Regions from separate parts of the Homo sapiens genome. Here region 2 is linked to region 1. A link is an interaction called in ENCODE POLR2A ChIA-PET data of the cell type or tissue named here. Cell type or tissue: Caco-2. All regions are shown on one strand. Each heading gives the region's core, and the rest is flanking DNA. Links, peaks and the distances in the headings are about the cores only.

Region 1 (5,365 bases), core at 187-5,186:
CAGCTGGCCCCGTGGGGCCTCAGTTTCCCCTTCACTGGTCCCTACTCAGATGGTCACGGCTCACCTGCCAGCGACTTCGGGCCAGGAGGAACTTGAGCTGCTTGGTGTTGATGAAGTGGGCCTCCTCCGCAGGCATGGATTTCTGGGAGACCGAGGTGGGCAGCCACATGGCAGGGAGACCATGGTGCCCTGATAGGGGCCCCTCCCATGATGGAAGCCCTTCTGGGCAGCCCCAGCCCTGGGATTCCCTGGATCCAGGACACCACAGCCCTCACCCAAGATGTCCAGGTGGGGCAGATGGCAAAGGCCAGAGGTCAGAGGTGACAGCGACCCCCTGTCCCTGAGCTCCTTGCAGTTCTCCCTGCCTCCTGCTGGGGGTTGGGGGCTGGGGCACTGAAATGTGGTTCCAGCCTGAGGTTCCCACAGCCCTCTCACTAACGCACAGGGACAAACGTCCTCTGGGCTGGGCAGAGGTCGGGCCACAGCCACAGTTCTGTGCTCACATGCCCTGTTGCCCAGAGGCCCTGCCCCTGTTGGCCTCAGGCTCCCCCTGCATAGTGTGGGGCTGACCCTGATACTCACCAGGAACCAGGGGTGGGAGAGGCACTGGGCCGCACTAGGCCGGGCCCTACAGGGAGAGGAAGGCTCAGGAGGGGCCAGGTGGTCAGCTGCCCCCGGGGCAGGGCTGACTGGCCCCGGGCAGGAGAAGCCTGGGGGTGCACTCACTGAGGGGCTCTCTGCAGCGTAGCCTTGATGAAGTCTTTGGCGTCTTCGCTGAGGTGGGCAGCCATGGGGCTGCTCCATGACACGCGCCCCTCCAGGACGTTCAGGAGGGTGGCACGGTCACTCTCGCCGGCAAATGGGGATGAGCAGGTCAGGCTGAAGACAGAGGGAGGGTCCAGCCCTCAGATGAGGCCCTGACCGCAGATGGGCTCTTAGTCCCACTCCCATCTAGCTCTGAGTATCCCAGCAAGTTTCTCTCATTTCCCCAGTGAGATCCAGGCTCAGCTTGGAACAGGGACCCAGACTGAGCCTGGGGTGAGTATCTGGGCTCAAGTAGCAGACGGGATCTAGGGTCAGCTTAAGTGGGCACTAGCCTTAGTCTGAGGTAGGGATCCAGACTCAGGCTGGGGCAGGGATGTAGGGTCAGCCTGGGTAGGCTCCAGCCTTAGTCTAAGATGGGGATCCAGGCTCAGGCTGGGGCAGGCATCTAGAATCAGCCTGGGTGGCACCAGCCTTAGTCTGAAATCGGGATCCAGGCTTAGTCTGGGGCAGGGATCAAGATCAGCCTGAGTTAGGAATTAAGGATCAGCCTGCTGAGGAGGTCCAGGCTCAGTCTATACCATACCACCATCATCCTCAGGGCAGCAGTGGCTGTTATGAGCGGCTGCTGGACAACCCCCAGTCCTGCAGGGCAGTGGTTTGGCTGCCTCGTGACCCAGCACAGCCCTCTGATGACAGGGTGTTTGTGAGACACTCCGGGCAGGAACCTCTTATCAGGGTTGGCTGACCGCCTGTTCCCAAGATAGTAGCCCCTTGGGTCTCAGGTTTCTGATATGGGGAGCAGCCAGCAGTGCACATGCCCTCGGTGGGCCTACAAGGGAGGGGTCTCATGTCAGCTTTGGAGGAGGCAGCTGATGGGGCAGGGCTCTGCTCACCTGAGGTAGGAGATGACACCCATGGCCCTGCAAGACAAAAGCGCACACTGTGTGTCACCCCAGGCCTGGCTGTCAGGTAAGAGGCACACACACAGGGAAGTGGGGAGCCCAGGGCTGCAGGAGGAGACAGGTTCAGGGAGGACCCCTTGGCTGACCAGTAGGCTGCCTGCTGCCTCCCCGGGGCAGAGGAGAGGGCCCAGCCATCTGTGGGAACTGGCTTCCCGGAGAAGTTGCAGACCCAGACCCGTTGGCCCAGCCACCCACTCACCAAATGTCGGAGGCTTCGCTCACAGGGTTCTGCTGGATGATCTCGGGGGAGACGAACTCAGGGGAGCCGTACTGGCTGAACTGCAGCTCTGCTGGGGTGATGTTCTGGGCAAAGCCAAAGTCGCAGATTTTAATGTCTTCCCGGGCAGGATGCACCATCAGGATGTTAGAGGGCTGTTGGGGAGAGTTGGGAGTGGGTGAGAGCCGTGCCCTAAGGGGGTGACTCCTGGGGCTGATAGGCCTGGTGGGGACACCCAGAGGCCCGGGGGCAGGGTGGGACAGTGGGGAGCACCCGGTGCAGCCATTTGGGGACAGCCTCTGCTCCACCAGAGCCACGCCCCACCTGAAAGGGCTGCCTAGAGGTGGTGAGCTCCCTGTCCCTGGAGGCAAGCAAGTCCTCTCAGACTGGGAGTGGTGGGCCTGCCCCACCTGGCCTGCAGGCCCCAGGCTCTGGGGTGCAGGGGTGAGGACATGCGAACCTTTATGTCCAGGTGGAGAACGCCATGGCTGTGCAGGTAGTGCAGCCCCTCCACCAGCTGCTGGATGTAGACCTTGACCTGCGGCAAGGGCCGCTATTCAGGCGGGAGCCCAGCCCCAGCCTCCCTCTCCACTTTAAGCCCAGCCTCCTCCTGGCTTCGGCAGCTGATATGCAAAGCGCTCCTGGGCCCCGTGTGCCCCTAAGCCAGGAGATCCCTCAAAGGTGGGGAGGATACAATGGACTTGTGAACCTCAGTGGGGGAGGGGCAGGCAGGGCTGGTCAGCTGGCCAGGTGAGGCGGGGTGGCAGGCTGTGTAGAGCCCAATGAGGGGTCAACACGCCCTGGGGAGCCCCAGAGGCCCCTGAGCTAGAGAAGGCTGTGGCTGGGACTGTATCTGCAGGGACCGGATGTCTGAGCGGGGGCTGGGGCAGGGTGCATGGCTGGGGCAGTGGCGGGCGGCAGCCCAGTCACCTCGGCCTCCGTCACCACGCCCTTCCTGTACAGGCGGTCCAGCAGCTCCTCGGATGAGCACCTGGGATCCCATCAAGGAAAAGCAGGCTTGGGAGGCTGAAACCTGCCTGTCCCCAGAAACCCACACTCACAGTGAGGCAGCCAGGTCTATGGGTACATCTGATCTCTGGAGGCAGCAGGGGATGATGCTCAGGGTTGAGGAGGGTGGAGCGGGGACCCCTCTGAACCCCAGATGGCACCCAGCCCTGAGGAGAGGGAGGGGCTGCAGGCTGACCCTGGGGACCAAGGCCACTCACTGCAGTGGCACGGTGGGAGGGGGCATCCTGTCCCCTCTGTACAGAGCCCATCCAGCACCCTCTCCCTGCAAAGAGGACACCGACTTTGGGCAGGGGGCCATGTGTCCAGCTGACGCCCTGTCAAGAGCACCAGAGGAGACCCCCCAAGACAAGGCCATGTGGGTGGCGGGGTGAGCCCCAGAGTAGCCGGGCCAGGCAGCTCCTTTCTCTCTAAGAGGCCATCTACAGAGTGGGAGAGGACCCCCGCCATCCCTGCTGAGGGCATCAGGTCATCAGGGCCAGCTAGCCACCAGTAGCCCCTGGGGACTCCAGTTACTGCTCCGTGGAACAGAAGCCTCCCCACCCAAATTCCTGGCTGGGTGGCTGTCGCCACCACCCAGCCAGGCAGGGGACACCGTGCACATGGCTCCTCTGAGCCCCGGCCTGGCCCTGCCTGCCCCTCCTCAAGCCGTCTCAGGGGCTGAGGGCAGGATACAGCTCCAGGATGAGGATGAGGGTCTTGCGGGTCTCAAACTGGTCCAGCAGCCCCGTGACCAGCGGGTGGCTCAGCGCGGCCAGGATGTCTCGCTCCCTGTATGCCTGGGCCCGAGTTCTGCTCCGTAGGGGGATGAACTTGGCAGCGCACAAGATCTTGTTTCCTTTGTGCTGCACTCTTTTTACGAAGCCAAACACGCCCCTAGGAAGGAGGGAGTGAGGGAAGCCCAGGTGGCCTGGGGAAAGGAGCCATCCGGCAGTCCAGGGGAAAGGGGGCTGGGTGCTACCTTCCAATCTCCTCCTTGACCTCATAGAAGGAGTGCAGCTTCCTCCGGTGGCTTTGCTTCTCTGAGTCCGGCTCATTGTCCCCTAAGGAGTGGGAAGCGGCTGGTATGGGCAAAGGTGACCACCCTGATCCCCATGGAACCCAATGCTGTGGTGTTGACGGGAGCTGCTCCATGGACCCAAGACTATGGAACCACACTCACCCAGGTACCACACCCACCCAGGTACCACCATGGGAAGAGAGGTTGCCCCATGGAGCCAAGACCTGTACCCAGCCAGCCCGGCTGCAGAGCCTGGGGCCCAGGAGGGGTAGACCAACTCACCCCCAAGCACCAGCAGCTCTGCCTTGCAGAGCACCTGGCCACCAGTGTTTTGGGCCAGGCAGGTGTAAACGCCGGCATCCTTCGAGGCCACATGCCTCAGCACCAGGGAGTATGTGGTGCCTTCTTGCTGCTGGCTAAGCCGGGTGCTGTCCACCAGCTGGACGCTGTCCTGGAGGCACAGGACCGGCAGGGCTGCTATCAGCCCACTCTGGGGGACCCCGTCACCCCACCCTTCACTGAGCAGTGCTTCCGACACCTGCTGTGTGTCCAGTCTAGGGGGGATGTGGGGGAAGTGCACGGTGTGGACTGCACCCACCTCCCGTGGGCCCCCCAGCTCCTGGGGCCATCCCAGAATCTCACCCACTTGGACCTGCGCGCCTACCTTGTACCAGGTCACCGAGGGCTGTGGGTCGCCCTCAATGATAGCCTCGAATTGGGCCGTTCCGCCTGTCTGTGCCTGCACATCCTCGATGGTTACCTGCATGGATGGGGGCCCTGGGAGGGCAGGGAGGGAACTGTGGAGACCACCTCCCCAGCCACACAACCCTGGGTGCCAGCCACAGCCTACCATGCTTGGATGGTTGGTGAGACCCTGAGATACACTGTGGGCAACTGAACACCCCCCGCAGCCCAAGCGACAGCACCCCATCCTGACCGCCCAGGCTTCTGACAGTTAGGAGTACTCCTTCAATGGAACCACTGCCTCTCCCACTCTGACCTCAGCTGGCCAGGTGATCAGAAGGAGTTGGTGGGGCCGGTGGAGCTCACTAACTCAGCTGTCGCTCTCAGGGACAGGGTCCTATGGACACCAAGTTCACCGCCACTTGCCTCTCCCCAGTGGAGGGTTCTGGCCCCTCTGAGGAGACACGGTGAGTAGAATGTGGGGGTCCCAGGCTGGGGCAGGGCTGGGACAGGCTGGGAGGCCTTTGCAGATGTGCAAATGCCCCCCAGCCCTGGGCAGGGGGCATGGGGATCACGCTTATAACCCAGCTGGGCCCAACCCCGTACGTGCGGTGTGCGTGTCGATGGCCTGGTATGTGTAGGTCCTCTGTGTGGTCTCTCTGACCACGTGGCTGTGGACGTCCCAGAGCAGCTCCCCTGTGCCTGCCCCGG
Region 2 (5,361 bases), core at 1-5,000, 450 kb after region 1:
GCGGCCATAACACACAGAGCCGGGTGGTGACAAGGCCCTGCCAGTGCCAGGTGCGTTGGTGCTGCTATGTGGAGTGCAGGCAGTGCACGCAGCGTGAGGAGGTCTACACCTGCAAGGGCTGAGTTCCCAGGCCCTGCCAGCCCTGCTGCACAGGGTGCAGGCATTGCACACGGTGTGAAGGGTCTACACCTGCACAGGCTGAGTTCCTGGGCTCGACCAGCCCAGCTGCGTGGGGTACAGGCATTGCACACAGTGTGAATGGGTCTACACCTGCATGGGCTGAGTCCCTGGGCTCAGACCTAGCAGCGTGGGGTGAGTCCCTGGGCTCAGTCCTAGCTGCATGGGGTGCAGGCATTGCACAGAGCATGAATGGGCCTACACCTGCCAAGGCTGAATCCCTGGGCCCAGTCAGCCCTGCTGCACATGGCACAGGCATTGCACACGGTGTGAGGAGTGTACACCTGCAAGGGCTGAGGCCCTGGGCCCAGTCAGCCCTGCTGCTCAGAGTGCAGGCATTGCACATGGTGTGAGAAGGTCTACACCTGCAAGGGACGAGTCCCCGGGCCTGGCCAACCCTGCTGTGCAGGGTGAGGGCCATGCATGCAGTATGAGGGGTCTACACCTGCAAGGACTGAGAGGCTTTTCTAGCACGTCGGGGCGTACAGCTGGAGCAGGGTGCCGGGGGTCCTCTGGGTTGGCTGTCCAAGCCCTGTATCTCCCCCTCTCCAGGACCCAGAGGCGGGGGTTGGCTCTGGTCTGGCGTATGCAACCTCTCTGCTTGTGCCCTGGGCCTCAGCTTCCTCCCTCTGACCCGAGAGCATTGCACCAATGCTTTCTGAGCTTTCTCCCATCCCTAACACACCAGTCCCTGGGAAGCGGCTCCCCATGCCAGTCCATTGGCTTTCCCTCCCCACCTCCTCTGAGGCATGGGTGGCAGGTGCACCTTGGTGACCATGCGGCCTCCGTGTGGGCCACCCGTTGGGGACTGGCCTGGCCCAGGCTGCCCCAACACCAGCACTGTCTTCAGAGACTCAAACCACTAGAAGAGGACGCAGCCTGTTCTGCACTCCCAGGGCCCGGCCGTGCGGGTGCCCAGGCTCGGGGGGACACTGCCGACCTCTGACGTTGAGCACTTCTCTTTGGAGTAAATATCAGTGACTTTTAAATTATTATGATTATTTAACTAATATAATAATTATTATTTTCTCCATCCCTGCCACCTCCCCGGCTGCAGCTCCCCGCTCTCGGCCAAGCCCCAGTCTGGGAGGGCCCCGCCTTCCGTCCCTGACATATTCCCTCCTAACCCTGCCTCTGATCTGCTTAGTTGTTTGAAACCACTAAATCGAGATAGATGTGTGTAGTTAAGGAAATACAGTGAGCTGCGTCTGGCCACAGCCCTTGGGGCTTCTGGAAGCCAGCTCCCCCAGCCCCATGCCAGCCAGCCACTGCCACGTGGTGGGCCAGCCGGCGGCCCCTGCCCTGCACCCTGTGGGCAGACGCCCGGCCTCCAGGCAGCTCAGTGCAGATTCTCGAGCTGGGGGTGGTGGAGAGGGGCGGGCATGGTGAGGGGGCAGGGCAGCCCTTTGATTGGTTCATGTCATGTCATGAGGAAGCTGCTTGCTTTGTGTCACTGGGGGACAGATTGGGACAGATGCCGGTGGAGGCAGTCTTGGGCTCGCATCTGGCCATGGAACGCCATGCTTTATGGCCCTGCTGTTGTGTGTGCTGGGGACAGGGTGACCTGCACTGACCTGGCTTGGTTTGAGGGTGTAGTGTGTGTGTGTGTTGTGAGAGTGTGTGTGCTGGCGTGGTCAGTGTGCATACGTGTGCGTATGTTGTGAGTGTTGTGAGTGCGTGTGTGCTGGCGTGGTCAATGTGTGTAAGCGTGTGTTGTATAAATGCATGCTGGCATGGTCTGTGTGTGTGTGTGTGTGTGTGTGTGTGTGTGTGTGTATACTGGCATGGTCAGCTTGGCTGTGCTGTGCTGTCAGTGGCATGGCGGTGCCTTAGGTTCCCAGAGCCTCTCGCCCTGGGCTCCGTCTTGTGGGTGTCCTGATGGCTGTGGGCTGGGTTCTGGGCGGGTTGCTGGTATGGATACAGGAACTACTGAGTGAATAGGTGTCTCAGAGCCCTAAGGGTCTCCAGAAAGCCGGGGTGTCTGTGTTTTTAAAAGAAAACCTATTTATGTTGCTGTGGGTCTCTGCCGTCCCTGTGTTATAGTACATAAGAACCTTTATTCTCCTGTGGTTCAGAGAGCACCCCGACATGTGCCTGCAGCTGCATCCCCGTACCACAGTGTGGGTGCAAGACGCTGGGTTTGTCCTTTGTCTGGTGAAGCCTGGCTAGAAGGGGTGGGGGTGGTAGCCCCTGCCCTCTGCAGTGTCCGCATCCACTGGTCCCTGAGCAGCATAGCTGGCCACACCCTCATGACATGACAAGACTGTCACTCAGTCACTATTGGGTCTATGAAGGGCGTCAAGTCAGAGGAAGGTTTTTATTTTTAATCAAATACCACATTTAGCTCTATGTCATAAATATTCAGAAAACTATTTTTTTAAACAAGGCAGACCAAAAATGTCTGCTAGCTAGTTGGTTTCTATACAAATACATATTCGAATGTCTTGCTGGATGAAGAGGCCGCTCAGCCGGAGCCTCCTGTTTCATGCGCTTCTCTTCTGAGGGGCAGTAGAGGAGAAAGGGCTGTTGGGAGGGGTTCAGCCCGCTCCTTGGCCAGGGGATCCCAGCCACCTTCTCTGCACCAGGCCCTGCCTTGAGGGACCTGGACCCCCAGGTGGCTTCTGGCCAGGTGTGGGTGGGTGGGAGGGGCCCTGTCTGTGCTCCGAGTCTCCGTGCGTGCAATGATTTCTCTACCTCATCTGTGTGGCCCGTCCCAGAGGGACTGTGGAGAATGTATTTATTTAACAGCTTTGTGTCACAGAACCAGAAACAAATGGAAACATTAAATAAATGTATTTTAAATTATAGCCTCATCTCAGTCTGCTGCCTTCACAGGGGCTTCTGTAGGCCTGGGACGAGGAGGAGGGCCTGAGGAGGAGGCCTAGGAGTTGGCCTCTGCGAAGAGGAGGACAAGAAAGAGGGTTGGAGAGGAGGTGGGCTCGGGGAGGTATGCCTGGGAAGGAGGAGAAATTGGGAGGAGGGACCAGGGAGGAGGAGGAAGGGGGAGGTTTTGGGGAGAAGGGGTATCCACGAAGGAGGACCCTGGGGAGGAGGAGGAACCTGGACAGGAGGAGGGCCCTGGGGAGAAGGAGCACCCTCAGGAGGAGGAGGACCCTGGAGAGGAGGAGGACCCTGGGGAGGAGGGCCTGGGGAAAGAGGAGGACCTGGGGAGGAGAAGGGCCCTTGGGAAGAGGACTTGGGGAGGAGGAGGACCCTGTGGAAGAGGAGGGCCCTCGGGAGGAGGAGGGCCCTGGGGAAGAGGAGGGCCCTGGAGAGGAGGAGGGCCCTGGGAAGAAGGAGGACTTGATGAGGACAGCCCTGAAGAAGAGGAGGACCTGGGGAGGAGGAGGGCCCTGGGAAGAAGGAGGACCTGAGGAGGACAGCCCTGAGGAAGAGGAGGACCGTTGGGAGGAGGAGGACTTAAGAAGGAACCCTGGGGGAGAAGCCCCATCTCCCAGCCACATTTGGCACCTTTGTTGGGCAGGCATCTCCAGGCTGCGTGTATGGCCCCAGCTGACCCTAGTCTCTGTGCTTCCCATGTCCAGGCTGGAGAGCCTGGGGTGCCACAGGAAGCCCTGTCCAGCCCCGTCTTCTCAGACACCTAGCTCCATCCCACTCCTGCCCACAGCCTCTTGCTGAAGGAGGCCCCTCACTCTCTTGCTGGGTCACAAGCAGGGCCTCATCATCCCCCTGCCCTGCATGTGGGGTCTTCTGGGCATAGCCCCTCACCTCCCTGACTCGAAGCCAGTTCCCAGCCCACAGTCCTCACCTTCCTCTCACCTCCATCACCCTTCTGAGCCCACATTGTGGGTCCCCCACCACTGCAACATGCCCTGCAGGAAACCCCTCACTCGCCCTTCCAGACCCTGCCTGCCCCTCTCCTGCCACCTCGCGTCTGGTCTGTGCCCTCCCAGACATCCAGGTCCACGCCCACCACAGCACCGGGGAGGGAGGGGCTGCCCACTGAGGAATGTGGGATTATCTCCCTGATGGGAACAGTCCAGGCTTCCTTTCCAGACCCATGGCCACAGCTCCTACTAAGAGGCCGGTGGGGGCTTCCTGGTGCCGGCCCCTGGCCCTCAGCCTCTGGCCACTGCCGGGTGAAGCCACACTGGATAGCTCTGCCTGGAGGGACAGGCCTGTGCAGGGCAGGGTGGTCAGGGGCTTGGGCCTCTGTGCCCAGGCGGGAGGGGGATGTGAGCTGTCCAGCCAGGGAGCAGGTGGCCTGAATGAGACCATTCTTCTGAGTGACAGCAGTGAAACCATAGCTGAATTCAATCCGGGTGCAGGCGACAGGCAGGCGGGGGCCAGGCTGCTGAGGAGACAAGTCGCTGGTGGGTGGACTGGCTGGACAGGCCACTGTGCACAGCCAACCCTCCCCCTTTGTCCTGGGTCCAGTTGTGTGGGCTAGGGTTCCCTGTGTATGGTGGATGCTCTGTGTGTCTGGTCTGCATCTGCACATGTGTATGTGTGAGGTTGGATTCGTGTGGGTCTGCATGTCAGTGCATCTGTGTCTGCAGGTATTGTGTACGTGTGCATGTGTGTTGTATGTGTCCACATGTCTGTGTGCATTTATATGCAAGCATGCATGTGTGTGTGGCTGGGTTTGTGTTGTCCACATGTGAGCATGCATATGTGTGTGTGTTGTGCATGTGTCTCCATGCATACATGTGGCTGGGTCTGTGCATGTGTCCACATGTGTGCATGCATATATGTGGCTAACTCCATGCATTTGTGTCTGTATGTGCATGTGTGTCTCGAGTGTGTCTGCGTGCATGTGGCTGGTTCCATGCATTGGTGTCTGTGCATGCATGTGCATACATATGTGTATCTTTTGTGTGTCTGCATGCATCCATGTATATGGCTAGGCCTATGCATCTGTGTCTGTGTGTGTCTCGTATGTATGTATGGCTGGGTCCGTGTATCTGTCTACATGTGTGAGTGCATGTATGTGTGCATATGTGTGGCTGGATTCATGCAGCTACATTCATATGTGTGCATACATGTGTCCATGAGTCTGTGTTGTGTGTCTCTGCACACAGGTGCATGTGTCCATGTGGGTACATGCACATGCATGCACATGTCCATGTGTCTGTGTCATGCGTCTCTCTCTGCATGCACACATGTGCTTGAGTGCTGTAGGTGTGTGCTGAAGGTGTGTGCTGAGCCATAGCTCATCTCCTT

What was found. Peaks named below come from ENCODE experiments on the same cell type or tissue, not always from the same donor. Only the 100,000 strongest peaks of a DNase experiment are listed, where the experiment ranks them.
Region 2: POLR2A ChIA-PET joins it to region 1 with 5 read pairs; 2 of 35 experiments call an interaction of 5 or more read pairs at or near these places.

What each region holds. Positions count from the first base shown.
Region 1 is chr1:228,365,456-228,370,820 of GRCh38, reverse strand. It overlaps OBSCN (obscurin, cytoskeletal calmodulin and titin-interacting RhoGEF), which reads right to left. Exons shown (of 116, transcript NM_001386125.1): 93 at 5,261-5,365; 94 at 4,635-4,747; 95 at 4,253-4,421; 96 at 3,932-4,013; 97 at 3,646-3,846; 98 at 2,875-2,935; 99 at 2,405-2,482; 100 at 1,927-2,099; 101 at 1,659-1,685; 102 at 727-879; 103 at 583-628; 104 at 65-142. It overlaps LOC101927401 (a long non-coding RNA gene), which reads left to right and starts at 71. Exons shown (of 9, transcript XR_007066915.1): 1 at 71-155; 2 at 2,417-2,625; 3 at 2,908-3,027; 4 at 3,959-4,136; 5 at 5,042-5,121. RefSeq lists enhancers at 61-626, 627-1,193, 1,840-2,407, 2,408-2,976. In Caco-2, for the core only: no CTCF peak of the experiment used is centred there; a DNase peak (open chromatin) is centred at 2,680.
Region 2 is chr1:227,916,279-227,921,639 of GRCh38, reverse strand. It overlaps WNT9A (Wnt family member 9A), which reads left to right. Exons shown (of 4, transcript NM_003395.4): 4 at 1-2,984. The coding sequence ends at 122. Among named protein-coding and RNA genes, the nearest start is that of MIR5008, 23 kb to the left of the region's middle. RefSeq lists enhancers at 459-1,321, 1,322-2,185, 5,066-5,361. In Caco-2, for the core only: no CTCF peak of the experiment used is centred there; no DNase peak of the experiment used is centred there.